2 separate regions of the Homo sapiens genome follow, and region 1 is linked to region 2. A link is an interaction called in ENCODE POLR2A ChIA-PET data of the cell type or tissue named here. Cell type or tissue: PC-9. All regions are shown on one strand. Each heading gives the region's core, and the rest is flanking DNA. Links, peaks and the distances in the headings are about the cores only.

Region 1 (15,330 bases), core at 3,997-11,996, 110 kb after region 2:
AGATTGTGCCATTGCACTCCAGCCTAGGCGACAGTGAGACAAAAAAAAAAAAAAAAAAAAAAAAAAAAAAAAAGAAGATGTCTGGAACTTTCCCAGATATCTCTTTCTTTCCTTGTCTGTGTCCCCTAGGCCTTGGGGTTAGGACTCAGAGCTGGGATTCCTCTGTAGGCAAGGACCAATCCTGATTCTTATTCCTTCCATATAAGCAATAATTCCATTTCTAATGTCTAAACTTAGGTTGATTTTCCACTGGGAGTTATAGCAAGAGCCACGGGTTTCTGAGAAGGGGTGAGGGATGCTTTAGGCTGCAATAGCAGAAATCTGCCTAGAAAATAAAGACACGTGACTTACAGATCAGAGACTGGAAGTGGGGGGTCCAGGATAGGTATGGTGGCTCAACGCTCTCATAGAGGACGTAGGCTCTGCCATCCTTAGTGTGTGGGCTTTTCCCCTTGGTCTTGTTGCCTCATGGTCTCAAGATGGTCCAGATCCCAGCCATCTCCCCATACTTTTGTTGTTGTTGTTGTTGTTGAGACAAAGTCTCACTCTATTGCCCAGGCTGGAATGTAGTGGCGTGATCTCAGCTCACTGCAACCTCTGCTGCCCGGGTTCAAGTGATTCTCCTGCCTCAGCCACCCAAGTAGCTGGGATTACAGGCACCTGCCACTGCGCCCAGCTAATTTTTGTTGTTTTTTTGTTTGTTTTTGTTTTTTGGAGACGGAGTGTTACTCTGTCACTCAGGCTAGAGTGCAGTGGCGCCATCCCGGCTCACTGCACCTCCGCCTCCGAGGTTCAAGTGATTCTCCAGCCTCATCCTCCTGAGTAGCTGGGATTACAGTCATGTGCCACCATGCCCTGCTAATTTTGTATATTTAGTAGAGACGGGGTTTCACCATGTTAGCCAGGCTGATCTCGAACTCCCGGCCTCAGGTGATCCGCCCACCTCGGCCTCCCAAAGTGCTGGGATTACAGGCGTGAGCCACCTCTCCTGGCAAGTGGGACGGCATGCTGCATGGGCCGGGAATCCCCATATGTTTCACCAGCACAGCTAAGTCATCTGCCCACTTTTAAGCCAACTGACAGCCAAGGGAACGAGCGGCAAACTGGCAGCAGTGACACCCACAGGCAGAAGGCAGCCCAGGGTTGGCTTGTCTCGGCCTTTTGTGGAGTCCCAACTCTGTTGTCACCCTCTCCTCCTTTATCCTCTTGCCAAAGCCAAGCTCATTTTCCCTCCACAATGAGGGGATTTTCTCCATGGTATAGCTGATTTTGGTTTTGCTTCAACGGCCAAGTTTCTTCTCCAGTGTAATTTCGGCCAGCACACTGGTCCGACCAGGCCCTACTTGCCCTCAGGACATCTTGTGGCTTACTAATTCTACTGTCTGCTTTTTCCGCCCCAGTTTCCAAAAGGGAATTGGCTGGCCTGGGTGACTTCCCTAAATTTTTGAGCCAGATGACTTCAAAAATCATTGGCCAGCCTATATGGGATCCTGGTCCAGTGAACTGTATATTTGGGGACTTGGTGGGTGGAAGAGAGGCAGGGTCACATGGTGTCACACAGCTGCCTGGGCAGCGGTTTCCATGGAGGGGCCAGGGGTAGCACAGGTGATGGTGCAATGGCCTAGGGCATCCATAGAGGGTTCTCAGAGCCCAATAACTGTACTAGACAACAAGGCTGCTCTGTCGGGAAGAGAGACCAAGTGGAAGAACATGAGGCACCAGTCACGTGACTGCAAAAGCCACTTTGGACATTTCAGCCCCAATAGCTGCTGCGAGAACAGGAGGCCTCAGACATAGTGGAGCAGAAATAAACCAGAATACAAGACTCACGAAACTGAGGGCATCATCACATTCTTGAGTCCGAACGGCCTCAAGGCTTCCATGGCTCGAGAACGTCCCCCAGTTCCCACAGCAGAAATTCCAGTGCCTGTGGGTAGAAAACTTGAGTTCCCTCATGAACATGGCTTTAATAGGGATTGGAAGTGTTTCTTGCCTACTAGACTTAGGATCTTGGGAAACTTTTTGGCTTTGACAGGCTGAAGAAGGGACTGTGGAGGTAGGACTATTTCTTTCTTATTCTTTTTCCTTTCTTTCTTTTTTTTTTTTTTTTGAGACGGAGTCTCGCTCTATCACCCAGGCTGGAGTGCAGTGGCACGATCTCAGCTCACTGCAACCTCCATCTCCCAGGTTCAAGCAATTCCAGGCAGGACTATTTCAAGATAGCCATGTAACAGACAGAAAACGGGCTGGTTCTTCCAGCAAATGGAATTTTAAAATTCCTCAATGGGGCCGGGCGCGGTGGCTGACACCTGTAATCCCAGCATTTTGGGAGGCCAAGGCGGGCGGATCTTGAGGTCAGGAGATCGAGACCATCCTGGCTAACATGGTGAAACCCCATCTCTACTAAACATACAAAAAATTACCTGGGCATAGTGGTACGCACCTGTAGTCCCAGCTACTTGGGAGGCTGAGGCAGGAGGAGAATCGCTTGAACCCGGGAGGTGGAGGTTGTAGTGAGCCGAGTTCATGCCACTGCACTCCAGCCTGGGAGACAGAGCAAGACTCCGTCTCAAAAAAAAAAAAAAATTAGCCAGGTATGGTGATGTGTGCCTGTAGTCCCAGCTACTCAGGAAGCTGAGATGGGAGGATCACTTGAGCCCAGGAGGTCAAGGCTGCAGTGAATTATAATCATGCCACTGCATTCCAGCCTGGGCAACAGAGCAAGACCCCATCTCTTAAAAAAAAAGAAAGTTACCACTTTGGGGAAATTGCAGACTCTAAGCCTAAACTCTACTGGCCCGATACACATGGCAAAATATTTGGTCAGGATTCTGGAAGAATATCAAAGAATTCACAGGGCAGAGGAAAGCTTTGAATATTATGAATGAGGGAAAATTTCCATTCATCTCATAATTCATACTAGAGAGACTCCCAATGAATGGCACCAGCGGAGGAAAATCCTCAGACGGAGGCAAGCAGTTATCGGAGATGCGAAAATCACAGGGGAGGACGTGGCACAGAATAGCGTGGAACCCACGTCACAGCTTGCGCCCAAGAGCATCACACGGGAGAGAACCTGCGTCCTCAATGAACGGCGTTCCAAAAAAGCACAACCGCACCAAGCATCAGATAAGCCATTCTGAGCTCAGTCTTTGGAATGTAATGAATTGGGGGTGGTGATCATTTGAGAAGAAATCAGCCCTTATTCATCAGCTGATGATTCCCACTGGAGAGAGGGCGGGTGCTCGTCACGGATGACGAAGCTCTGGGGGTGCTCCGATCACATATAACACAAGAGGCTGCAGAGGGGACCCAAGGGGGGCTGTCAGGGGGCCTCAGGGTACACGTGACATAAAACGGTTACAAGAGGAAAACATGATGAAAAGGGCAAATTTAGAAAGTGATTTCAGGCTGGGCACTGTGGCTCGCACCTGTAATCCCAGAACTTTGGGAGGCTGAGGTGCGGCGGGGCAGGGGAATCACTTGAGGCCAGGAGTTCAAGACAAGCCTGGGCAACATAGCAAGACCCCATCTCTACCAAAAATCAAACATAAATCAATAAAACATTTTTAAAAGCTTTTCTTTTTTGGAACTTGTCCTGTTAGCACCAGCAATGGCTGTGGGGAATGCAGACACCCTTTGGGGGAGTTTGCTCAGATGACACAGTCGTGCACATGTGATCCTTGGGGCAACTCACAGGGGTGCCCTAATGCCATGTACAAGAATCCAGGCCCAGGCCAGGCGCCGTGGCTCACGCCTGTAATCCAGCATTTTGGGAGGCTGAGGCGGGCAGATCACCTGAGGCCAGGTGTTCCAGACCAGCCTGGCCAACATGTTGAAACCCCGTCTCTACTAAAAATACAAAAATTAGCCATGCATGGTGGTGTGTGCCTGTAGTCCCAGATACTTGGGAGGCTGAAGCAGGAGAATCACTTGAACCCAGGAGGCAGAGGCGGAGGTTGCAGTGAGCCGAGATCACACCACTGCACTCCAGCCTGGGTGACAGAGTGAGAATCTGTCTCAAAAAAAAAAAAAAAGAGGCTCGTGGCCTCTGGGGAACACGCCCCATGAGAAACTGTGGTGGTGGCTGCTTCGTTCATTCCTTCATTCTTTTCATATCTTTGGAGCATCTGTTCTGTGCCTGGCACTACTCTGTGGGGGGATAGAGGACAGGGCAACCTTGGGGGTCAGAGGAGGGTCAGGGAAGTAGCAGCTGCTATTTCAGATTACAGGTGTGTGTGTGTCCCAAGGTTCCAGAGGGGAGGGAGCTTAGGTGGGGGCTCTGGGAAAGAGGGAGGAAGACCCTGATCTAATGACTGCCTACCACGTGTCAGGCTGGCAGGCGATGTCTCACAGCAACCCTGCAAGCTTGGTCCTGTTTTCTGCACTTTGCAAATGGAGAAAATAAGGCACATGTACAGCTGGTAAGTGGTAGAGTCGGTACTGAGACTGGGTTGGCCTCACTCCAAATCCCATTTCTCTTATTTATTTATTTATTTTTAATTTTTATTTTTTTCTGAGATGGAGTCTTGCTCTGTCACCCAGGCTGGAGTGCAGTGGCGTGATCTTGGCTCACTGCAACCTCCGCCTCCTGGGTTGAAGGATTCTCCTGCCTCAGCCTCCCAAGTAGCTTGGCTTACAGGTGTGTGCCACCAAGCCTGGCTAATTTTTGTATTTTTAGTAGAGACGGGTTTCACCATATTGTCCAGGCTGGTCTCAAACTCCTGACCCTCATGATCCACCCGCTTCGGCCTCCCAAAGTGCTGGGATTACAGGCATGAGCCACTGTGCCTGGCCTCTTTTTTTTTTTTAATTTTTTAGAGACAGGGTCTCACTCTGTCACCCAGGCTGGAGTGCACTGGCGTGATCACGGCTCACTGCAGCTTCAACCTTCTGGGTTCAAGCTATCCTCCTGCCTCAGCTTCCCGAGCAGCTGGGATTACAGGCATGCACCACCACACCTGGCTAATCTTTGTTTTTTGTAGAGATGGGGGTCTTACTATGTTTCCCAGGCTGGCCTCAAACTCCTGGCCTCAAGCAATCCTCCTGCCTCAGCCTCCTAAAGTGTTAGGATTACAGGTGTGTGCCACCGTGCCTGGCCCAAATCCCATTTCTTTCCACCATCACAAGGAACAGAACTAGTCCTTCAGCAGCACTGTTCCCTGGGATGTGTCTGCAGAGGCTTGGGAGACAATGAGAGGCACCCAGTGAACAGGGAGGAAAGGGGGTGGAAGGACATGTACTGGCTTTTGCAGACCCTCCTCAGGGAACAGTGAACACATTCATTCCTTCATTCACACATTTAGTCAGTTTTTTGCAGCAACAGGATCTCGTTCTGTCAGCCTGGCTGGAGTACAGTGGCACAATCATAGCTCACTGCACCCTTGAGCTCCTGGGTTCAAGCGACTGTCCCACCCTTGGCCTCCTGAGTAGCTAGGACTACAGGCCACGCCACCACACTTAGCTAAGTTTTTAATATTTTGAAGAGATGGGGTCTCACTATGTTGCCCAGGCTGGTCTCAAACTTCTGGCCTCAAGCGATCCTCCCACCATGGCCTCCCAAAGTGCTGAGATTACAGGTGTGAGCCACTGTACCTGGCCATATTTAGTAAAATCCTTACTGAGCCCTATGGGGTGCCAAGCACAGCGTCGAGGTGCTGGGGATATGCATGCGTGAGGCTGACACGTGCTTACCCTCATGGGGCTTCCATCTGAGAAGGCAGGCAGGCACTCCAGCACGCTAAGTGGTGTGACAGGGGCTCATTGGGCCCCATGGAAGCTCAGAGAATGACATAACACAGACTCGCAGCGTGGAGGGAGACTTCTGGGAAGAGATAACTCCTTATGAAAGGCTGGGAAGGCCAGGTGGGGTGGCTCATGCCTGTAATCCCAGCACTTTGGAAGGCCGAGGCGGGCAGATCATGAGATCGAGATCGAGACAATCCTGGCCAACATGGTGAAACCCCGTCTTCACTAAAAATACAAAAATTAGCTGGGTGTGGTGGCGCACACCTGTAGTACCAGCTACTCAGGAGGCTGAGGCAGGAGAATCGCTTGAACCTGGGAGGCAGAGGTTGCAGTGAGCAGAGATTGTGCCACTCTGCCCTTCAGCCTGGGCCACAGAGTGAGACTCCATTTTTTTTAAGAGAAAAGAAAAGAAAAGAAAAAAGGAAAGAAGGAAGGAAGGAAGAAAGGAAGGAAGGAAGGAAGGAAGGAAGGAAGGAAGGAAGAAAGAAAGAAAGAAAGAAAGAAAGAAAGAAAGAAAGAAAGAAAGAAAGAAAGAGAAAGAAAGAAAGAAAGAAAATGCTGGGAAGAGCCTTCTGGAAAGGTGCATGCAGGAGGGTCTGCTGGTGGCAGAGCTGAGTGATCGCAAACGCAGCTGACATGAGCCCAGTGCTGTCTGGTAACAGTATGTGGGGTGGCGGGTGGCAAGGAAAAAGGCCGGAAGCGAGACCAGGGCATCCGGGGCCCAACAGGCCTTATAAGGAGTTCAGACTGGGTCCTAGGCAATGATGGGAAACCGGTGAAGGGTGTGAAGCTGGGGGTGATGACCCGTGAAGCCCGAGGCTGCAACACAAGGGGAGAGCTGTCCAAAGGTTCGCCAAATTCTGGCCGGGCGCGACGGCTCACGCCTGTAATCCCAGCACTTTGGGAGGTGGAGGCTGGTGTATCACCTGAGGTCAGGAGTTCGCGACCAGCCTGGCCAAGGTGGTGAAACCCCATCTCTACTAAAAATACAAAAATTAGTTGGGCATGGTGGCGCATGCCTGTAGTCCCAAATACTCGGGAAGCTGAGGCAGGAGAATCGCTTGAACCTGGGAGGCGGAGGTTGCAGTGAGCTGAGATCGCACCACTGCACTGCACTCCAGCCTGGCGACAGGGCGAGAATCTGTCTCCAAAACAAACAAACAAACAAAAAAACAATCAGCCAGGCATGGTGGTGGGTGCCTGTAATCCCAGCTACTTGGCTGAGGCACGAGAATCGCTTGAACCCAGGAGGCAGAGGTTGCAGTGAGGCGAGATTACACCATTGCACTCCAGCCTGGGCAACAGAGCAAGACTCCATCTCAAAACAAAAACAAAACAAAAAAACAAAAGAAAAAGCTGTACGCAGGAAGGTCTGTGGGTGGCAGAGGTGAGTGATCGTAATCGCAGCTGACATAAGCCCACTGCTGTCCAAAAACAGAGGCTGTGGGGTGGCAGGCGGCAGGGAAGGAGGCTGGAAGCTGGACCAGGGCATCCTGGGCCCGACAGGCCTTATGGGTCCTGGGCAATGATGGGATATTGGTGAAGAGTGTGAGGCTGGGGGCGATGGCCTGTGAAGCTGGAGGCTGCAACACAAGGGCAGAGCTGTCCAGAGATTTGCCAAATTCGGGCAGAACGATGCAAGAGTGAGCATGTGAGTTCTGTCTTTTTTCCCTCATGAACCAAGGTTTCCAAGAGGCGCACTGAGCAGTGAGCAGGAAAGCTAGGAGCGACTAAGGGTGATCCGAGTGGGAGCTGCCAGCACCAGGTGCCAGAGCTGCGGTTTCCAGCTTTGGGGCCAACGTTCTTAAGCACACATCCCCCTCTTGTGGTCGAGAGCGGTATTGCCGCTGAAGAGAAAGGCTAGAGACCTCCTCCAGGTTCTCATCCTGAAAACCCCAAGGTATAGGCCAGGGGCTGCATCTACGTTGTGAACCCCACGAGATTTCCCACTTCTTTTTAAGAAAGATCTGATTGCTGGGCGCGGTGGCTCATGCCTGAAATCCCAGCACTTTGGGAGGCCGAGGCGGGCGGATCACAAGGTCAGGAGATCGAGACCATCCTGGCTAACACGGTGAAACCCCGTTTTTACTAAAAATACAAAAAATTAGCCGGGCGTGGTGGCGGGCGCCTGTAGTCCCAGCTACTCGGGAGGCTGAGGCAGGAGAATGGCGTGTACCCGGGAGGCAGAGTTTGCAGCGAGCCGAGACTGCGCCACTGCACTGCAGCCTGGGCGACAGAGCGAGACTCCGTCTCAAAAAAAAAGAAAAAGAAAAATCTGTTTTAGGCCGGGTGCGGTGGCTCACGCCTGTAATCCCAGCACTTTGGGAGTCCGTGGCGGGCGGATCATTTGATGTCAAGAGTTCGAGAGCAGCCTGGCCAATATGGTGAAACCCCGTCTCTACTAAAAATACAAAAATTAGCCGGGTGTGGTGGCGGGCGCCTGTAATCCCAGCTACTCTAGAGGCTGAGGCAGGAGAATTGCTCGAACCCGGGAGGCAGAGGTTGCAGTGACCTGAGATCGCACCATTGCACTCCAGCCTCTCCATAGACTCCATCTCAAAAAAAAAAAAAAAAAAAAAAAAAAAAAAAAAATTCTGATTAATGGGGAAAATCTCCATGTATGTATACTTAGAAAAAAATGCTAGAAAGACACTGAAACGTTACCAGAAATTCTTTCAAGAATATGTGACTAATTTTTTTCACTTTCTTTATATGTATTTCAAAATGTTCTATTTCATGCCTGACTTTTGTTGATAAGACAAAAAATGTATTATGATTTAAAAAAAAAGAAAGGCCGGGTGCGGTGGCTCACGCCTGTAATCCCAGCACTTTGGGAGGATGAGGCGGATGGATCACGAGGTCAGCAAATCGAGACCATCCTGGCTAACACAGTGAAACCCTGTCTCTAATAAAAATAGAAAAAAATTTAGCTGGGCGTCGGGGCGGGCGCCTGTAGTCCCAGCTACTTGGGAGGCTGAGGCAGGAGAATGGCGTGAACCCGGGAGGCAGAGCTTGCAGTGAGCCGAGATGGCGCCACTGCACTCCAGCCTGCGCGACAGAGCGAGACTTCGTCTCAAAATAAATAAATAAAATAAAGAATAAAATAAAGAAAAAAAAAAAAAAGAAAAGAGGCCAGGTGCGGTGGCTCACGCCTGTAATCTCAGCACCTTGGGAGGCCGAGGCGGGTGCATCACGAGGTCAGGAGTTTGAGACCAGCCTGAACAACATGATGAAATCCCATCTCTCTACTAAAAATACAAAAATGAGTCAGGCTTGGTGGCGCGCGCCTATAATCCCAGCTATTTAGAGGCTAAGGCAGAAGAATTGCTTGAACCCGGGAGGCAGAGGTTGCAGTGAGCCGAGATCGCGCCATTGCACTCCAGCCTGGGCAACAGAGCAAGACTGCTCAAAAAAAAAAAAAAAATTTGGCTGGGCGCGGTGGCTCAGGCCTGTAATCCCAGCACTTTGGGAGGTCGAGGCGGGCAGATCACCTGAGATCAGGAGTTCGAGACCAGCCTGACCAACATGGAGAAACCCAGTCTCTACTAAAAGTACAAAATTAGCCGGGCATGGTGGCACATGCCTGTAATCCCAGCTATTCCGGAGGCTGAGGCAGGAGAACCACTTGAACCCAGGAGGCAGAGGTTGTGGTGAGCCGATTGCCCCATTGCACTTCAGCTTGGGCAACAAGAGCGAAACTCCCCCCCCAACCCCCGCCCCCCAAAAAAAAGAAAGAAAGAAAGAAAGAAAAGAGACCAGGCATGGTGGCTCATGCTTGTAGTCTCAGCACTTTGGGAGGCCGAGTGGGGAAGATGTTGTGAGGCCAGGAGTTTGAGACCAGCATGGACAACATAGCCAGATCCATGTCTCAAAAAAAAAAAAAGAAAAAAAGAAAGAAAGAAAAAGAAAAGAAAAAGAAAAAAGAGCAGAAGTGACAGACAAGTGGCCCGAGAGGGGACTAAGGTGGAGGCAGGTCCTGGTGAGGAGCCGCTGCCTAGCCATCTCCCGCACTCTTCCAAACCTGGTGGTGACAACACCACGCCAGGCTTCCCGAAGGACACCCTCCCCGTGTGCCTCTCCAGACACATCCTTCGTGTCCCTTCAGCTCACACATATGTGGCCTCTCTCGGCCATGACCTTGGCAGTCCCTGCCCCTAGGCCTTTTTCTCACGTGCTCCCCTTCCCCTCAAAGTCAAAGCCCTCTGACCTGGTCACACTGGTGGGCCTGACCTCCAGTTCTGGGCGATCTAGAGGTCTATTTTTTTTTTTTTTTTTTTTTTTTTTTGTGAGACAGTCTTGCTCTGTTGCCCAGGCTGGAGCAACCTCCGCCTCCCAGGTTCAAGTGATTCTCCTGCCTCAGCCTCCCGAGTAGCTGGGATTACAGGCACGTGCCACCATGCCCGGCTCATTTTTGTATTTTTAGTAAAGACGGGGTTTTACCATGTTGGCCAGGCTGGTCTCGAACTCCTGACCTCAGGTGATCCGAGGTCACTTGGCCTTCCAAAGTGCTGGGATTACAAGCATCAGCCACCGTGCCCGACCTGATCACTTCTTTCTTCCTTTCTGGTGTTTGATATCTTTATCCCAAATCTCTAAATTCCCAAACTTCTTGCCCATTAGCCACAACTCTCAGAAATGGACCTCATAGGGCAGGGGACACAGCCTCTTTGTTCTGATGATAAAAGCAGGTGTTTACCCAGCACTGGTTGGTGCTGTTGGCATAGACTCTGAAAGCTCTCAAGCTGTCTGGGCTCACATCCCAGGTTTCTCCCCACCCCCACCTGGTGTGTTGCATGAACTGGAGCCAGTCACCTCCCTGGGCCTCTATTTCCTCAGCTCTGAAACAGCAATGCGAACAGCACGGTTTCAGGGGGCTATTCTGGAGCATTATATATGCTCATAGATGGGCCTGGCACAAAGTAAGTGCTCAGTAAATGTCAGCTACTCTTATTTCCTAATACCCTGTATTCATCTCTTCATCCTCCTTCCTCGTAATTATCCACTTTGCCATTTCTATTCCTGTCCATCAAAGCTTCTCCCAGTGTCTTTCCTGATCACTTGTGCCCCCTCCTCTCCTACTGCTGACACGCACCCCGGGCCATTTTCCTTACCAAGACCTCCTATCCCTCATCCTTCAAATGTCTGCTTATCTCTTGCCTCCTTTGGGAAACCTTCAGATCCCATGTAGCACCTTGGGCATTTTTGTACTTAGAAGCCCATCTTTTGACACCCACTCCATGATAATTTAACACCAGCAGTTCACCAGGCCTGGGGTTGGCTGCCTTGGGGCTGGCAGTGTGGTTTAGGAGAAAGAACGCTGGGCCGGGGGCAGGGGGACCATCTCTGCACGGGGTCTGCCACCAGCTCCTCCGACCACAGTGCAGGTGGCCCTTCCTGGGTCTGCATCTTATGGTGAGGAGGAACTTTAGGGCTGCAGGGATCTCTAACAGCCTGTGGTTTTGAATGCAGCACTTCCTGAGCCCCCAGCATGGGCTACGGTGTGTGCTGCGTGCTTTTCTCTGTTCATTCCACAAATTTCAATTGAGCCAATATTGGCTGTACCCTGTCCTAGGTGATGGGGCTGCAAGGGAGATCAGGACAGACTGTGACATCCTTCATAGAACAGACATAGTTAAATATTACAGACTTGTTTGGAGGTAGGTCTCAGTGCTCCAATGTTTGCAGATTTTGACCAGATATTTTGGGAACATTTCACTGTCAACAGGTAGGACTGGCAGAGCCACCAGGTGAGCCCAGGTCTGAGTGACTTTGAGAGTGGCTCACTCTCCAGGCACCCTCCCTGGACAGGGGTGAGTCTGATGCCTTCTCGTGGGGAGATCAGCCTCCGACGGGTGGGGTGTGGAGGTGATAGGTCAGAGGTGCCTGGATAGGAAGTGACTCTGCCATCACTTCCTGTGTGAGCTGAGGCCTGGGATGAGGATGGGGCAATCGATGGGGAAGTGGGGAGCACTGTGCTGTGGGGTGGGCGGGATGCGGACATATCTGTGTTTCTGCTGTGTCTCCTGTTCCTCCTCTGGGATTGGGACTATTTCCATCCTGCTGACCCCTTGCCACTCACACTTGGGGGGCTGCCTCTTGGGTTAGACCTTCCACCCCCGCGGTCTGTTGTTCACTGACCGTTACTGTCATTGTAATACTCCATGATGTTGTTCAGGGTCTCCATAAAGATGTCCTCCCTGGCCTTCTGAACTTGGCTCTGCTTCTCCCAGTCCTCTACTCCTTCCACGTGTCTCCATGGTCCCAGGGGCTCAGGCTTCCTGTCTTCACTGTTGTAGTGGAAGAAGGCACGGCCATTGAGGAAGACAGTACCCTGCAGCCTGTGGGTGCCTTTGCCAGGCCTGGACAGCCCAGTGTAGAGATAGGTCAGAGAGTAATGACCTGCAAAAGAAAAGACTCTGAGGGCTGGGGTCCATGCAAGGGTGTCCCATTGTGGGGCTGCAGAGGGCCAGGAGGGGAGGCCTGGCCACTGGCCTCTTCCTCCCCAGCTCTCTCCTCTGCCATCAGCTTCACACCATTGGAGCCTCACTCAAGGAAACAGGCTCTACTTTCATGCTGGGGATGATATTTCAGAGACCATTCTGTGTCTTCACTACAGAAGTTAATCTGCTTGGCACAGAAGAAGATAACATTTCTCAGCCTCCTTATAGATAGATTGGAACCATACGACTGAGCTTTGTCAAACAAGAATGTGACTGGAAGTGACTGATGTCTTTCTTCTGGTCCAAGACCCTACCACCTGGCTTTCCCCTACTGTCTCTTATCCCTTTTGTTGATGACTATGGAGACCACAGGATGAAACAGAAGAGTCCCAAGATGCAAACAGCCCGGATCCCTGAGTCACCCTGTGGAGGAGAGGAACCTTGCCCAATCTGCATTGAACTTAACATGAGAAATAAACATTTCTAGTCTAACCGGACAAATACATATAGTTAGAAAGTGTAGGGAGGTGGATTTACTAGAAAACTCAAGAAGTGACCTAGAATGGATCAGCATAGGGTAAGGCTAGGAGACCTCTCGGAATTCCTGGCATTGTACCTTGCAGTTTGGTACAAGATGGAAGTTGAGAGAGTGGGACATTTCCACAATTAGTTCCATAGTTAATTTAGAATATAATTTACACGAGTGTTAGTAACGTTGGAGGTCATATGGCAGATTTCTAATTTAAGTACTGAAGTCATTCTTGCTCATGAATTTCTGAATGTGATTAGCTTTTAAATCAGTAGACCCTGAGTAAAACAGATTACCCTCTACAGTGTGGGTGAGCCTCATCTAATCAGTGGAAGGCATCAAGAGAAAAGGCTGAGGTCCCCCAGAGAAGAAAGAATTTTGCTTCCAGACTACCCTTGGACTCAGGACCGCAACACCAACTCTTTCCTGGGTCTCCAGCCTGCTGGCTTGCTTTGCTGATTTAGGACTTTTAGCCCTCAGAATTGTATGAGCCACAAGAAATATTAAATAAAACTCCTCCCTTTCTCTCTTTTGTATACACACACACGTATATAATTAGTGTATATACACAGTGTATATTCATATATACATATATGCATGTGTATACAATGTATATTAGTTTTGTTTCTCTGGAGAACCCCGAATAATTAAGATTTTGGTGCAGAATGGGATTAATATTGTAAATGTGATTATTATAAAACTAACATGAAACACCTATTCTGACAACTTGTAAATGTCATAAATTTTTAACTCACACAACTGAGAAGCCATTCGCTTCCATGTCTTTATCCTGCACATTCTCATGCCACAGCCTCCTTCCCCTATCCTAGAAGTGACTCTTGATCTCCCCAAGCTCCCACTGTCTTCTTTTCGGGCCACTAGCCTTCCAGACCCACTGCAGTGGTGTCTGAGTGTGGGATTTGGGCACGGGTTTCCTTCTAGCACCATCCCTCCAGCCGACCTCCCTTCCCACTTTCCCCTTGGGGCTGCTCTCTCTTTCCCTCAGCGTCAGGCAGGTGTACCCAGCCATCGGAAGGAGGGAAGGAACAGGAGCAGAAGCAGCTCCAGGCATGTGGTTCCTGCTCCGTCCTGGCTCTCCACCCCAAGCAGGTCGCTTGGTCTTTGGAGTCTTTGTTTTCACGTAAACTAAGGGGTTTTAGATTCAGATTCCTGAAGGTCTTATTTTGGGTGAGGGCAGAGGCTCCCTGAATGCTCCTGGAAGTGTGTGAGCTGAGGGAGTTGACAGCCTTGGGCACCCGTTCCTGCCGTATACCAGGGAATCCCAGCTGCATCCAGCCCTTCTCCCAGCCATATGTCCTGTTCCTCACCTCCTTCCAGTCCTCTCCAGCATCCATCCTTTGCTTTCCCTACTCACCATCTTGGGTCTCCTGGGGGATAGCAGGACCCAGAAGGTGCAGCAGAGACAGCAGGACAGGCACCATTCTTACCATTGTGTCTGCTTGGAGGGTTCTGGGCCGGAGGCACAGGTATTATCCTGGGTCCTGGGGCCATGCCCAGGGGAGGTGAATCTACAGGCCAATGGGAGTACCAGGCCGGGCTCCTCCCCTGACAGTAAGAAAGAAGTATGCACAAGCCAGGCTGGGCAGAGATTGTGACCAGTGAGTCTATACACAGGATATGCAAATTCAGAGCTGAGACAGTTGATCTCTGGACTGAGGCTTTGTGTGTGCCTGGGGCGGAAGGATGCCAGTGTGTGGGAGGTGTGTGTGATGGGTGGCAGGTGCCTGGGATGTGTCGCCCTTCCAGTCTATTATGACACCCTCTGGGGTCACTTGGGTGTTGTCAGACCACACTTCATCTCTGCCTTCTGGAAAAAGCCTCAACATGTCCAGGACGTGGACCTGGGTAGACCCCAGCTGGGGTGGGACCCTCACTCTCCTCCCACACCCGATCCTGCCAGAGCTGTCTGGAGGACATTCCCATTCCCATCTCTCCCTCTTTCCTTTAGGTGCCTGTGGAATCCCAGCCTTCCATGATGGAAGCAGAAATAGCCGCATCCTCCTTTTGCAGCCTCCCTGGCAATAGAAGGAGCAGGTGTGCACAGGGTTTATGCTCAGCAAGCCGAAGCTACTGCCTTGGATATCGGGTCAAGTGTTAGGGAAACAAAGAGGGGGGCACAGTGGACAATGTTTTCTGGTGGTCTTGGCAGGGGTTGCAACTGCCAGCTCCCGGGGCAGTGGGGCTGCAGTAGCTGCGGGGGGCGTCTTGAGCTTCAGTCCCCCGGGATGTTGTAGATCCCGTGCTGTGGCCTCTGCTGCCCCCTGCTGGCAGCTTCTGTGTGTTTACCAGGCCGGTTGCTGGTGTGATTTTGACTGTTGCGCTCCTCTGGAATTCTGAGCCTGGGTTCTCCATCCTTTCTGTGGATTCTGAGAGCTAACCAATAAATACGTTTATTTTCTGCTTAAGGTCAGAACTGCGTCAGAACTGCATGACGTTTCTAGTAACAAATGCTCCTGGCGGATGCGGAGATTGGTACAAGGATTGTTTCCAGGCAGTAGTTACTCAGGGAAATGGAGGGCTGGGAAGCTGAGATTGGTTACGGGGCCAGATTGGGGCTGAACGCAGTGAAAACACAGGGGTCTTGGGGGATCC
Region 2 (15,330 bases), core at 1,505-9,504:
GGAGGAAGGAATGAAGGGATCTGGAACAGGTAGAAGGAGCAGGCTAAAGGAGAAAAAAAAACTGAGAACCAAGGTGACAGTGGAGATTCCAAAGAAAGGAGGGAAAAGAGGGGGTAGGAGACCCCGAGGCGATGCCTCCCATCCCCACGCACAACTAACCACGGCCTCCCCTCCTTCCTCTCCCCGCCCCCATGTCCCCTTCATCTTCCCAGCCTGGATACAGAGAGCAGTGGGATGGGGAGGGGGTCACGTTACCTTCCTGAGGAGGATGAATCAGAGAGAGATGGCTCAGACATCTGGAGAGGGGGAGGGGAAGCCATCCAAGAGAGAAGGGAGAGGGGAGGGAGGGAGCCAAGGGGGCTGACTGAGTGGCTGATGGGGATCAGAGACCAAGTTGCAAGATGAGAGAAGACGGGCACCTGGAGAAACTGTATTTGCCTGTTGGCTTGTGTATGCACACACACCTGCGTGTACATGTACATGGCTTGTGCATGTGTGTTTATGTGTGTATGGAGATGAATGAGATACATGGCCGGGGCGGGGAGAAAAAGAAAGGGAATGGGGGGAAGCAATTGTGTATTTAATCAGATCAAGAGTGGATGGGCATGGTAGTGTTTCCAATTTAACTATGTGATGTTCTATTCCAGTCTGTGTGGCTGTGTTTGTGTTTGCTTCCAGGTGTGGGTGTGTGTGCACGCGCGCGTGTGTGTGTGCTGGGTTGTTTTTTTTTGTTTTTTTTTTTTATCTCTTCTGCATGCCTGTATGCCCATGCAGTTTGGAGTCTTTGAGCACACCCAGTTCTGGGCATCCGCTGGTGTCCAAAAAGTGTGCCTGGCTTGGTGGTACACAACAATGTGTGTGTAAGCACACACATGCCCCCACTCCACATCCCTCCCTTCCTCCACTTAAGCTCACAAGCCCAGGAGAGTTTCTCAGAAATCAGCATCCCCAAGGCTCCAGTCGTCCTGTCGTGAGGGAGCGGGGTGGATATGAATGCCTGGGGCACAAAAGGCTTGGAGATTCCACAATCTGGGTCTTGACTCTGTCTGCATGGTCTCTGGACTCATTCTGTTTCTGCCTCTCTCCATCCCAGTTCCCTACCTGGGTCAGCTCATTCACACACTACTCGCCTCTACTGGGGGTGAGCTGTGCCCTTCATACCCTGCTGCCTCTAGGGGCTTCTGGACTGGGCACAGGTTCTTGGGATAGGGAAAGGAGGGAGACAGTAGAAAAAGAAAGAGAAGTGAAGAGACTGGGAGAGACAGAGTGCTGGAAAAGGCAGAGCCCATATGGGGACCTAGTTGGGGATGCCTGGTATTGGTTCTGACTTGTTTGTGTGAATCCATCATCTCTCTTTGTATTTGTTTCTAAATCTCCCTCCAAGAGGGTAGCTGGAGAAGATGGGGTCCAGCATCGTAGGGTTCCAAGCTGAAGATGTGGAAAACCAGGAGAGTGGGGAAGAGCACTGGGTCTTTTCCCTGAGAAGGTCTGGGAGAGAAAGAGAGAGCAGGGGCTTGTGGACCCCGAAGCTCACCGGTCCCCTCTTCTCCTCCCCCTCCCCCCAACCGGTGACTCACCTCTGCAGCCTTTAACTGCGTCAGCCATGGTGGAGGGGCAGGCAGGGAGGGGGCACTTTATGAGAGGGGAAGGGGTCTCCACTTTGAACTTACAGAAGATGCTGAAGGCCCCCTGAAAATTGCCCCATTTAGAACACACTCTTGCCCTATCCTCTCCCCATCCCAGAGCTGGGGAATCCTGGGGAAGGGACTGAGGGGTGGGCTGGGGGCTACGGGAGGGTCTGGAATGATGAGTGATGGGAAGGGGGTGCCCACCCTGATTTTTAGTCCTGAGGTCCCATTCGCCCTCAGACCCCCACCCACTCCTGAGTGGGGGAGGGGAGACCCAGCAAGCGGGGGAGGGCAACGCCGCAGAGATGAGTCACCAAGAAAGAGAGAGAGAAAGAGACAGAGATGGGGAGAGACACGAAGAGAGAGCCACTGGAGAGACTAACACACACACACACACACACACTCAAATACACACACAGACACACACACACCATCAAGGTGGTATCCACCAAGAGAAAGAAAACCACTTCTGTCATCCTGAACCAGCCTCCTTCAACTTCCACCTGTCACACACATAACACACTGTCCTACAGAATCACACTGAGATTCGGAGACACACCCACTTACACAAACACAATGTCACACCTAGCCTAGCAGTTACCCAGACCTAGGCTGGAGATGTGTGCAGGGCAATGGAGGTGTGCTCTAAGTGTTCTCACTCATTCCTTTTACCAGGTGGAGGGAGGGGCGCCAAAACCCTCAAGGAATGCGACTTCAGAGACCCAAGACGCGGTTGCAGGGACTCACAGGCTGCGCTGTGCACACTCGACAATACACACAAGTCGCCTGCCTCCCCGTCCACACGCACATAGTAACATATCAAGCATCGTCCTCATCAAAAAGCAACAGAAAAAAAACCACTTGAGGTACCTGATTCTGGGGTACACCAGGCACGTTGTCCCGAATCCATCCCACCCAGACACCCCCTGACTCGTACACACATGTACAGAAACGCAGACACACAAAGACGCCCACGGACACACTCACACGGACGAAAACCACCTTGTGCTGCCTTGCCCGCGTCCGCGCACGTCCTGGCGCCCCCGTGTGTTACTTTGGGGGATCGCAGTCTCCGCCAATCCAGAGCAGGCTTCGCGGGGGCGGTGCCCAGGCTCTCTCCACCTCCTCCACCCACCACGGGTTGCCCACCTAGAAAAGGGGAAAGCGATACCGGCTGGCCACGGGCAAGTCTGGAACTGGGGGTTAGATGCCTGGATCCTGGCTGATGGAAGCTGGTCTTGGATGCCAAGTGGGACTTGGGAGAAGAACTCACAGAATTTGGGTAGCAGCCGACTCCCAGGTCCAGGGAAAAGCGAGGCCCAGGGCGAGTCAGGAGGCCGTGCTGCTGCCCACCTCGGTCCTGAGCAGCGGCTTCTTTCCTCCGCTTGGCAGGGGTGGGGTAGGGGCGCACAGCCAGCAGCCCTCCTCAGAACCCCTCTCCACCTCCCCCCTCTCCCCGGGAAGTCATTAGCCCCATTGCCACAGGGCTTAGAGATCCTCTCTGATACAGGCTGCTGGGGAAAGGGGAAGATAATGTGTCTCATTTCTCCCCATTGGGAAGTGAAACAGACACAGAGGGTGGCCAAAAGGTCCATTTTATTGTCATACAATCGTGGTCACCGTGACAAGGAGGGTGGCAGCGTGGCCAGGCACAGGATGCACCCAAGGAGAGCAGCACAGTAGCAAAACCAGAGCTGCGGAAAGTGGCGAAGCGGCGGCTGCCCCTACCCCCCACCTTGTCCACATTCTTCCACCTGCTGGTGTCCACCTCTGCCCACATCTCGGATCCCATCCCAGCGAACCCCAAACTCACTGTCAACATTCTCCTAGCACCTACGCATTGCCCAACAAGAAGTTCAAGCTAACATCATCCCACAGAGTGAAGTTCTAGGTCATGCTCTAGGCTTGGGACACCCGGGTTCTATTCGCTGGGAGGCTCCTAGCTACTTTGAATGACTTAGAAGTCACTTTGATCTTTCCCAGCCTTCTGTTTTCTCCCTCTGCCTTTGATGTGGGGAACCAGTATTGGAGACAGCGCTGTGCAGATGCAGCTGTTACTACTTGCAATTAAATAGAAGACTCTCAAAGTTCTAAAAGCATAAATGATCCAGAGAAAGGGAGTGGTGTCCAGAAATACCAGGAGGTGGGAATTCCAGTTGCACTAGAAGGCGGCCTGGTTGGAACCAGGAGACAGCCCCTATGCCAGGCTGAGGGACCCGCCCTCCACTGTACCAAACTCTTCAGCTAGAACCACACCACACACACACCACCACCACCACCACCACCCCGCCCGGCTCGGGTGAGCTGGGGCACGGGGGAGCCTGCGAAATAGCAAAGTTGTGCAAAGCAGGAGGAAACCCCAGTGAGAGAGGCAGGCTCAGAAAGTGCATCACCAGATGAACAAGGACCCAAATGGGGGAGCATTCTAAATACATTTCATTTTACAGTATCACTCTCTCTCTCTCTGGATTGCACACTGGGCTGGTGATGGGAAGGAAAACAGGGACAGAAAAATGGGCACTGCGGTGTTAAGCGTCGTAGAGATCCAGCGAGGATGAGGATGAGGGGCTAGAGAGAAGTGGGGAGAGGGCACTGATCTCTGGCACCAGAAGCTTGAGCAGGGGGAGGGGATTGGGGTGTGGAGGGCAATGCAGGACCAGTTTTTAGGGCTTTAGAAAGGGCAGAAGGAAGAAAAGAAACGCGGATTGGGCGGCTGCGCTCGGGAACGAGGCTGGGCATCCCACACACTCCTGAGTTCTTCCACCCACGAGGGGGCAGAAGGGAGAAGCCAGGAAAGGGGGAGTTCACGCCCCGGGTGAGGTGATGGAGAGGGAAGGAAGGACTCTGAAGCCTGTGCGGGGACCAGTTCTTTGGAAAAACAGAGGGTGGATAACAGCAGCTCAAGGCCCCCACCCCCAGCCCCCACCTAATAGTCCGCAAGTTCAGGTCAGGGAGTGGGCAATGGTGTTTGGGGGAGCTAGAGGCAAGATAGTAAGGGCAAAAGGGACAGAGTGGGGGGACCTGCGCCGGTAAGGGCAGGAGGGCAGGAGTCAGAGGGGACTTCCCAGGAGACGCAGCGTCGGAAATGGCAGGAAAGAGGCTGGCTGGGGAAACTGCGGAAGGGGGCGGGTCTTTTTCCCCCTCCCCGCCAGAGGAGAGGCCTCAGATGTCGGCCTCCAGCAGGTACTGTTCAGTATAACCCTTCACCAGCTCCAGTCCCAGCCCGACCTGGCAGAAGTCAGCCAGCTGTGACCACAGCTGGGGCTCCAGGAAGAGCTGGCACATGACGTTGAGGCCAACGAGGCGCGGGGCCTGGCGCTGCAGGTGCCACAGCAGCTGGCTCTGCACCTGCGCGCCGTCGCTACCGAAGGCGTCGATGTTGAGATAGCGCCAAGTGCCGTCCCCTCCGTGCGGGATGGGGAAGGGGCGCGTGCACAGCGTGAGCACGCGCGGGCGCGCGCGGCTGTCCACGCGCCACTCCAGGCCCTTGGCCGCCAGCAGGCGCAGGTTGCTTTCGCTAGGCCGGTAGGGCTGCCAGTCCTGGATGATGGTCCCGCCTGGAAGCACGTCGCGCTGCACGGAGGGTGACAGCAGGAGGCGTGCCACGTCGCCGCCTGCCTCGGACACGGCCTCGGTGGGCAGCGGCGAGAAGGTGCCAGAGGTCCGCAGCGCCGCCAGCCGCGCGCCCAGCCCGGCCAGCAGCGCGGACGCGTTGAATCGGACCAAAAGGATGCCCTGCGGGGGGCACGAGTGAGCGCGGGGAGGGGGGGCGCAGCAGGGCTGGCGAGCCCGGCGCCTCTCGGCAGGCATCTTCACTCCCACGTTCACGCCCACGGGCTCCCACCTGGGTCCCTCTGGAGGAGCGACCGTGAGGGCTCCGGGCCGAGTGGGGTATGGGAAAGCCTGGGTTTCAAGGGTACCAGACAGGGACCAGGGGCACGGGCTCCCAGTACGTGGATCCCCAAGAAGAGGTGGGATCAGTATGGAGTAGCCAGGGAACTGAGGGTACGGGTCCCCGGGTCTCCAGGGACGTGAAAGCCAGGGAGGCCGATCAGTCAGTAGGATTGGGAGGAGCAGAGGGAGGACAAAGGCTCAGAGGAGATGGCTTGGGGCCCTGAACAGAGGCAGGATCCTAGGGGAGGCAGGGTCCCCGAAGTTGGGAAGTAAGGACTAGGGTTTCAGGCTGGGAGTCGGGAGTTTGACTTCCCCTGGGTCAAAGGGTCTGGTAAGGACTGGGAGTCCCAGGGCAAGGCTCATGGGCCGCGCCACTCGGTAAAGCCCAGAGAGAGAGCAAGCCCGTGTTCTGCTGGGGGTGGGGAGGGTCTCCCCATATGCCCCAGCAGAGAGGCCCAGCCATCCGAGCTCCCTGTCCTTCTCACCTGCTTGGTGATTAGGCGGTATTTCTTCAGCTCCCGGGGGCCCAGCTGGTCGTCCCGGGTGAGCCGTGCCACCTTGACCCCCGGGTGCTGTCTCTTGACCAGCTGCGAGCAGAAGCGCTGCAGCAGCCCGGCCACGCCCTTCCCGCGCTCCCAGGGCGCCACGCGCAGCCCCTCCACCAGCACCGTCTCCCCGGCGTCGATCACGTTCACCGACTCCAGCGCGATCTGCGGACCGAGGCCGTTAGCGCGGGGCCCTCCCCGCCTGCGCCCCTGCCAGGGCTGTCGGTTCACTGGGCTCTCCTCTTCCCACACGCTGAGCACTCCGCGTCACCACCCGGGCACCAGGCCAGGCCTGGGGTAGCACGGCACTTGGGCCTCAGATTACAGAGCCGGCAGAACAGTCATTCGCCGGGGCTTCGTCCACCTTTTTATTTTTATTTATTTTAAATTTAGGACAGGGTCTCCTCACCCAGGCTGGAGCGCAGTGGTGCTATCACAGCTCACTGCAGCCTCAAACTCCTGGGCTCAAGCGATCCCCTACACCCCCAAGACTTCCTAGTAGCTGGGACAACAGGCACGCACCCCTACTCTCGGCTTTTTATTTATTTTTATTTTTTGGAGACAGGGGTCTCGCATGTTGCCCAGGCTGGTCTGGAACTCCTAGCCTCAAGTGATCCTCCTGCCTCGGCCTCCCAAAGAGCTGGGGTTACAGGAGTTAGCCGACGCGCCCGGCCCCTTCCACCTCTTGAGATGCTCCAGCTCCGAGTGTGTCAAGTTCCGGACCGCTCACCACGCCCCTTCCTTGGCTCCTCCCCCGGGAGTTTGCCACGCCCCACTTCCTCTTAGCTCCTCCCCCAGCCCAAATCTAAGCTCTTCCTGCTCCCACCCCTAGCCTACCCTCTCTCTCCTGCTCCCCACCTCCTTTGCTTTTACCCCCAGAAATTCCTCCGGTGGATCCTCGAACTTTCAAACGCTCACCTGTCCCTCTGGTTCCTCTGCTTTAGGAGTCCTCCACCCCACCCTCACTGACATAGCCCCTGGATCCGCACTGCACGCCCTGCACTTTGGTCCCAAAGCAGGCTCTATTTCCGCAGCCTCCAGAGGAAGGCTGGGGAGAAGCTCTCATCCTCCTCTTCCTAAGATCCACGCACCCGCAGGTGGCTTCACCCCATGTCACCTGGGCCGTGCCCCCGGGCTCACCACGCCTCCGTTGCGCTTGGCCAGCACCACCGTGCGGTCGGGGTCCCGGAGCCAGCTGTGGTAGCGGCTAGGAAGGTAGTCCAGGCCGCCGTAGATGCCCCCCGAGATGGCCAGCACTTCCTCAAACTCCCGTTCCGTGGCCACCACGAAGTCCAATGGCTCGGCCTCAGCCTCAGGCCCCGATCCCGACCTGGGCTCGGCCTCCACCTCCTGTGGCCGGGTTTCAGAGCTTGGCTCTGCATCTCGGGCAGTCTTCTTTTCCGGCTTAGGGACCTCTGAGGTGGCTGTGCCACAGCTGGCTTCCAGCTTCATGACCCTGCAGAAAAAAAGAGAATTCAGCACCTGGATCAGCCCCTTTGTTTCCACATCTGGGCCCCTGCACACAAACGGTCCTAATGCCCCTTCCTACACAAATAGCCTTTCTTTTTCTTTTCTTTTATTTATTTACTTATTTACTTATTTATTTATTTATTTTTTGAGACGGAGTCTCGTTCTGCCGCCCAGGCTGGAGTGCAGTGGCGCGATCTCGGCTCGCTGCAACCTCTGCCTCCCCGCTTCAAACTATTCTCCTGCCTTCACCTCCTGAGTTGCTGGGACTACAGGTACGTGCCACCATGCCTGGCTAATTTTTGTATTTTTAGTAGAGACGGAGCTTCACCATGTTGTCCAGGCTGATCTTGAATTCCTGACTTCAGGCGATCCTCCTACCTCAGCTTCCCAAAGTGCTGGGATTACAGGTGTGAGCCACCACATTGGCCCCTTTCTTCATTTCTTCTTCTTATTTTTTTTTTAATACAGATAGGGATCTCACTACTTTGCCCAGGCTGGTCTCGAACTCCTGGGTTCGAGATCCTCCTACCTTGGACTCCCAAAGTGCTGGGATTACAGGTGTGAGCCACTCTACCTGGCCCACACCCTTTCTTTTCTGCTGTCCACACAGACCCTGGGAGTGGAGGTCTCCCAGCTCCCTCCCTCTTCCCACCAGCTTTCAGAAATCTCAGCTCTACCCACCCCACTCTTATGGGATGCTCCCTAACAGTCAGAAACTTAGAACCCTGTGAGATCCCCATAGACCAGCCCCAGATCCAGGGACCCAGGCAAAAGAAAAAAGGCACTTGGGGGTAGTTTTAAAAAAAAAAAAGAAGAAGAAGGCTGGACACGGAAACTCATGCCTGTACTCCCAGCACTTTGGGAGGCCAAGGCAGGTGGACTGGTTGAGTCATGGAGTTTAAGAACAGCCTGGGCAATATAGTGAGACTCTGTCTATAAAAAAAATTAGCCAGGCATGGTGGTGCAGTGGGCCTGTAGTCCCAGCTGCTCTGAGGCTGAAGTGGGAGGATCGTTTGAGCCAAGGAGACAAAGGTTGCAGTGAGCCGGGATCACACCACCGCACTCCAGCCTGTGTGACAGAGAGAGAACCTGTGTCAAAAAAAAAAAAAAAGAGGCACACTCCTTCAAGGATCCCATCACCTCTCTAAGACCTCTGCAAGGACAACATGAGAAAGAAACTCCCACTGTCACCCCTCTGTCCACAAGAAAGTTCCCAGAGAACAGTGGAGGGCTCACCCTCACCCCATTTCCTGCCACTACCAGCTACAATCCCAGCCAGGGCCAAGGGGGAGGGTGTAGACCCCAAATATCCTCCATATTGCTGCCCCAGTTCCCTGTCCCCCCACCTCCACCTCTTGACATACACATTCAAATATAAACAAGATAGATAGCTCCACTAGAAAATGTCAAGCCAGCCTAGCATGGCGGCTCAGCCGAGGCGGGTAGATCACCTGAGGTCAGGAGTTCGAGACCAGCCTGGCCAGCGTGATGAAACCCCATCTCTACCAAAAATACAAAAATTAGCCAAGCATGGTGGTGGACACCTGTAATCCCAGCTACTAGGGAGGCTGAGGCACAAAAGTCACTTGAACCCGGGAGGTAGAGGTTGTAGTGAGCCTGAGCCGAGGTTGAGCCACTGCACTCCAGCCTGGGCAACAGAGTGAGACTCTGTCTCAAGAAAAAAAAAAAAAAAGAAGAAGAAAATGTCAAACCATTCTTTCTAAGCCAATCAATGCCCCCCGCCCCCGCCCCTTTCCTTCCTTCTGCCCCTCTTCCCCATAGGGAGACTTGGGCTCTGTCCACTCCAGGACTAGGAATTGTTTGAAAAGTGTTCTGTCGGAGCTCCACCAAAATGAAAGAGAAAGCCCCCTATCCAAGTCCCAGCAACTTCTATTTCTGGGCCTGTCTCTTCCAGATCAGCCAAATCAACCAATCAAATCCCCCCTCTCTCTTTCAGCCAATGATAATGCTCACCTCAGATAACCTACGTTAAGCCTCATTAACCAACATCCCAAGGGCACACAGACCAGCTATTCTGTGGGGGTGATATTGACTTATTGACTTAACTGGAATTTTTATTTTTTTTTTTAACAAAAGTCTTACCTAGGTTTGGGGAAGGTTGACCAGCAGTGGGACCAAGGAGTGGTTTGCACTTCCAAGCCATAAACAGAGCTTGCCTAAACGCGGTATGCTTGCTATACAAACCAAGCTTCAAGACAAGAGTTCTATCTCCCTCTTTGTTTTCTGATTCTTTCTCATCTGATTCCAACACCTGGAGATTACCTGGATATGGAGCCAGAATTATCAGAGAGGAGGAAGCCAGGCTCAGAGGATTTAGATCCTCTGCTGGGGCCATTAGAGACCATCAGGTTCAACCCATTCATTTCATAATCAAGGAGATTAAGAGCCTTGCCCGAGGTGACTCAGTCTGGGCAGAGCCAGGCTAAAAGTTAAGTTTCCTTGGCTTCCAGGCCAGGGGGGAGACCTCTTATTATTATTGTTGTTGCTTATTTGTTTATTTTATTTTGTTCTTTTGAGTCGGGGTCTCGCTCTGTCACCCAGGCCGGAGTGCAATGGCATCATCGTAGCTCACTGCAGCCTCAACCTCCTGGGCTCAAGCGATCCTCCCACCTTAGCCTCCCGAGTAGCTAGGACTACAGGCATGTGCCACCACACCTGGCTACTTTCTAAAATGTTTAATTTTTTGTAGAGATGGGGGTCCCACTATTTTGCCCAGGCTGGTCTTGAACTCCTGGGCTCAAGTGATCCTCCCACCTCCACTTCCCAAAGTGCTGGGATATTAGGTGTGAGCCACCATGCCCAGCCAAGATCTGTTTTTAGTGTATCTGGATCTCTGACCCCAGCCTGAAGAGCAAGGAGGGGAACTACTGGGTCCTTGAACAGGAGTTGAAGGGCCCAGGTGGGATAAGCTGATGAAGAACCAGAGATGCGGTTGCTAGGAACTCCCTCACTGTCTGGCCCACACTGTCAGCAATCCCTATGCCAACACACAAGCCTCCATGCCTGGAACCAGCCCAAGCCCCAGACCTCTTGCACCACGCTCTGAGGACAATGGGTCCCAGAGAACAGCAAGTTAGCTCCTGACTCCATCTGCAGCTCCAGGCAACATGAACCAGCTGTTCATGGGTCCCAGGAAAATGCAAGCTAGTGGTTCAGTGGTGCTTCCAGCAATACCCTCACTACCCCCAAAGGTGATAAGTTGTGAGCAACCGGTAGACTGGAACCCACCTGACTCATTCAAGACATTTGGCTCCAGTCTCCTTCCCTTGCTTACAGTGGGGAGACCCTTTCCAAATGGCATTTATACGTCTCAGATAAGGTTGTTTGTCGTGGGAGGTAAGGGTAGGGGTGGACGTGGGGAGTTCCCAGAGTCATGGGGAGGGAAGAACTTTCCAATGCATCCCCCATCTTTCAACCCAGGCACCACCTCTACCCCTGTTCCATTTTGGGGGACATGAACAAAGGTTCCCAGGTCCTTAAACCTTGGAGGAGGCGAGTAATAAAACAGGTCAGCGACTCCAGGCCAAGCCAAAGCTGTGGGCTAGCCTGTAACCCTTGCTTCACATGGTGACCACTTCCTACCCTCCAGTCCAGCACCCTCCAGCCTGGCTCCGTGGAACTCTTAACTCTCATCAGATGTCTAGGCAGAGGCGGAGGCAGCTGGTGAGTCCAGGGCACTGTCAGAAATGTAGTCCAGGTATCTCCTGGACCAAGCGCCCTCCTAAAAGAGGGACAGCATTTCTTGGCCGGGCGTGGTGGCTCATGCCTATAATCCCACCACTTTGGGAAGCCAAGGGAGGCGGATCATCTGAGGTCAGGAGTTGGAGACCAGCCTGACCAACATGGAGAAACCCTCTCTCTACTAAAAAAAAAAAAAAAAAAAAAAAATACAAAAGTAGCCGGGCGTGCTGGCGCATTCCTGTAATCCCAGCTACTCAGGAGGCTGAGGCAGGAGAATCGCTTCAACCCGGGAGGCCGAGATTGTGGTGAGCCGAGATCACGCTATTGCACTCCAGCCTGGGCAACAAGAGTGAAACGCTGTCAAAAAAAAAAAAAAAAAAAAAGAGGAATAACATTTCTCTCTTCATGTCTATCCCCACATCCTTGGGGACATTCTTTAAATCTCATAAATATGAATGATCTCTTTGGGGAGGGGGTGATCAGAGTCATAGCTGGGCATGATCGGAGTCAGAGCTGGGAATGCCGGCAGCCCACCCACCCGCACCCCACTCCCACCACACCCCACACACCTGAAATATCGATGCCCTTGAGGCCGATGGCTTCTTGACACTGGGGGAGGGAGGAGAGGGAGGGAAGGGAGAGCCCAGTCGCCGGAGAGGCGGAGACAAAGAAGGCAGCTGCACAAAGCGCCCAAAGATGAGAGCGAAAAGGACGGGAATGGAGGCAGAGAGCAGACAAAAGCGGACAGGAGATGCGGCCGCAGGGGACAGGCAGGGAAGCCGGAGGAGGCTTCGACACCGAATCACAGACATGACACCTCGTGACTCTGGGCCCAGCAGATGAAAAAAAAAAAATCCTAGCACGCACCCCCTCCCCTGGGACACTGTAAATAGAAAGCAGCGTGACACACCCCCTTCGCCCCGGGGTATGGGGGGCGGGGATCCGTGGAGGGGAAGGGGTCAAGGGGAAAAGAAAGTCAGAAAAAAGGCCGTAAGAGAACAACCTTGGAAACAGAGACGGGGAGAGGCGATGAAGTGGGGGCGGGAGAGAAGGCCTAGGGGGTGGGCAGAGGCAGGGGCCGAGGAAGATGGCCCAGCCAAAGGGGGTGGGGGGAGGGCCCCAGAGGGCCACAGTAGTGGAGAAGGGGGGGCTGTCCTGCAGGGTCTTCCCGAGTGAGGGTCTTCCCTCTGCCTCTACCCCGGATTGGGGGCTTGGGCTTGGGGGAGAGGGAGATTGCAAAGGGAGCGATCTGCTTGGCGGGGGTTCCCCTGGGCGCCGGACCCTGGGGACAGGTGGGAGCGACATGGCAACAGAGGGGGGCGGGGGAGCGCTTCTGGACACCTGAAGCGCAGCCTCTGACTCAGTTTTCTGGGTCTTCGGACTGGGAGGGGCTGGGCAGAAGGGGGCGCAGCCGCTTGGTCCCCCTGAGGGGCGGTGGCCTTCTGCTGCCCCATTCTGCGGTGGAGGAGCACGCTAGCCCCCTCCCCAGTCCCCAGGCCCGGCCGCCCCCCTACCTCGCCGGAGCCGGAGCTGGAGCCAGGGCCGAGATGCCGCAAAGCCAAGCGGGGCGGGCGGCGGGCGCAGACACCCCCGGTGCCAAGAGAGAGGTCCCTTTGGAGCCCCCAAGAGTCAAAGGAGGATGACGCGCGGGGACTCGGCCGCGCTGTCGGAGCCCGACTCTAACGTCGGTCAGCGCTGGGGCAGCGCCGCAGCTCCGTTGGCGACGCGGGCCGGGGCGCCCATCGGTTCAGGGGTTCGGGTGGCACGCGTGGCTCCCCCGGCGACGCTCCGGCGGCAGCTTCGAGGGGCGGAGACCCCGGCGACGCGGAAGAAACCCGGGACGGATCCGGAGCGGACTCGTGCCCTGCTGGCGGGGCCGGGGGTCGGGGTGCGCCCTGGGCAGCTGGGTGGCCTCAAGCCCTACTGGCGAGACTCCGCCCTGTGTCCCGGCTGGGGAGTGGGACTGAGGATGGTGGTGTCTCGGGTTTTGGTGGTGGTGATGCTGGTGTTGCTGGCTTAGTTATCTCCCCACCCCACGCCCAGCACCTCCGTTCTCTGTCCGGGGGTCCCCCACTGCCCTGAAGTACCCCTCCTCCAGGAGCCACCCCTCAATGGAATCTCCTCTCTCCATTATAAGAGCGGCTGGGAAGGGGACTCCGAGCCTTCGTCCCCGGAAACTGATAGAGGGAATCAGAAACCCTAGAACACCGGGAAGGCGAAGAGACATCAAGAGACAGAAGTTGAAAGGCTGAAAAGGGCAGAGGGAGGCCAAGATCTCTCCATCTTCTCACCACTGCGTGGGTGCCTGAGCACCCTGGTTCCCCGGGTGCACAAGGCCCCTAAATCCACAATGTACCCCACGGGACAGCAGGCAGAAAGACCTCCAGGTACACAGCGCACACCCAGGCACATTCACACAGACCTCTGCACTCAGGAGGCGCTGCACCCCACGCTGATCCTGGTGGCTGGGGAGGAAGAGGGAAGTGTGGAGCTGGGACCCGGGTGGGTGCAGCGCTGCCCCTGCTCTAATAAGGCGGTGGCCCAGGCTCTTAACTCCTACAAGGTTCTCCATCCCACCTATAAAGTGAGCTCAAGACTGGGTGCGGTGGCTCAAGCCTGTGATCCCAGCACTTTGGGAGGCCGAGGCGGGGGAATCACTTGAGGTCAGGAGTTCGAGACCAGCCTGGCCAACATGGTGAAACCCCGTCTCTACTAAAAATACAACAATTAGCCTGGCCTGGCCGGGCACGGTGGCTCATGCCTGTAATCCCAGCACTCTGGGAGGCCGAGGTGGGAGGATCACCTGAGGTCAGGAGTTCAAGACCAGCATGGCCAACATGGCGAAACCCCGTTTCTACTAAAAATACAAAAATCAGCCGGGCACAGTGGCCTGCACCTGTAATCTCAGCTACTTGGGAGGCTGAGGCAGGAGAATCGCTTGAACCCGGGAGGCAGAGATTGCAATGCGCCGAGATCGTGCCACTGCACTCCAGCCTGCGCGGCAGAGCGAGAATCCAACTCAAAATAAAATAAAATAATAAATAAAGTGAGATCAGAACACCTTCAGTTCTACCCTGTAAGGAGCCAGGAAAGTGATGGACAAAGCCCTTTAGCAACTGTAAACTGCTTTGGAGATGCAGGGAATAATTTTTTTTTTTTTTTTTTGAGAGGAGTCTCACTCTCGCCTAGGCTGGAGTGCAGTGGCGCGATCTCGGCTCACTGCAAGCTCTGCCTCCCGGGTTCATGCCATTCTCCTGCCTCAGCCTCCCCAGTAACTGGGACTACAGACGCCCGCCACCACCCCCGGCTAATTTTTTGTATTTTTAGTAGAGACGGGGTTTCACCGTGTTAGCCAGGATGGTCTCGATCTCCTGACCTCGTGATCCGCCCGCCTCGGCCTCCCAAAGTGCTGGGATTACAGGCGTGGGCCACCGTGCCCGGCCGATGCAGGGAATAATGTTAAGGCCTTTCAAGGTCTGCTGGAGTCCTCTCTCCAGGGGCCGCCCAGCTCTCATGCTCCCCCTACCCTCTCCCCCACCCCAAAATTCATTGTTCACCCATCTTATTCCATTTTTTCTTTCTTTACTTTCCGAGGTGATAACTTCATAATCAGGCAAACTGATCCCATTGGATGTGCCAATGCAATAAGAAGGAAGGTCATGTTCCTGGAATCCCACATACAGGAATTCCAACCGAGGGTTAAAGGGCTAAACAGGAATAACACCAAGGGTTAAAGGGATGAGAATCCCGACTTCTAGGCTGAGGCAGGGCAAAATGCAACTGACAAGTTACTCAACATTTTTTAATAGGACTTCCCCCCATTTCTGATCTCTGAAAGTGCTAACACACTGTGCGTCTCACCAAACTGCAGATTGCAGTTAAGGTGCCATATGCTTCATGATGGGAAAGAACTTCAAAAAGTTACAGGTTTCAAGGAAAAAATCACTAGTGGCCAAAGGGAGAGACCATCATATGCTAATCCCGCCCCTTTCGCCAGAAGCCACACCTTCCACCAACAGAAACTCTTGGATTGGCCCAACCCTCACACACTTCCAGTTCCATCAGCCATTCAGAATTAAAAGTTTACCAAC

The links. Peaks named below come from ENCODE experiments on the same cell type or tissue, not always from the same donor. Only the 100,000 strongest peaks of a DNase experiment are listed, where the experiment ranks them.
Region 1: POLR2A ChIA-PET joins it to region 2 with 5 read pairs; 8 of 35 experiments call an interaction of 5 or more read pairs at or near these places.

Annotation. Positions count from the first base shown.
Region 1 is chr7:101,275,597-101,290,926 of GRCh38, forward strand. It overlaps the pseudogene AZGP1P2. Among named protein-coding and RNA genes, the nearest start is that of LNCPRESS1, 16 kb to the right of the region's middle. RefSeq lists enhancers at 14,288-14,838, 14,973-15,082. In PC-9, for the core only: CTCF peaks have their summits at 7,585 (motif pointing left) and 7,788; a DNase peak (open chromatin) is centred at 7,545; H3K27me3 peaks cover 681 bases.
Region 2 is chr7:101,167,289-101,182,618 of GRCh38, forward strand. NAT16 (N-acetyltransferase 16 (putative)) reads right to left here and starts at 13,005. Exons shown (of 4, transcript NM_198571.3): 1 at 12,754-13,005; 2 at 7,208-7,523; 3 at 6,008-6,232; 4 at 3,208-5,363. The coding sequence starts at 7,519. The coding sequence ends at 4,791. It also overlaps a transcript of VGF not described here. RefSeq lists silencers at 1,526-1,696, 6,246-6,458, 12,880-13,174, 15,242-15,330 and enhancers at 4,265-4,879, 4,880-5,493, 5,494-6,107, 6,758-7,263, 6,907-6,966 and 1 more. In PC-9, for the core only: CTCF peaks have their summits at 2,655 and 2,855; DNase peaks (open chromatin) are centred at 6,333 and 6,783; H3K4me3 peaks cover 1,202 bases; H3K27me3 peaks cover 5,326 bases.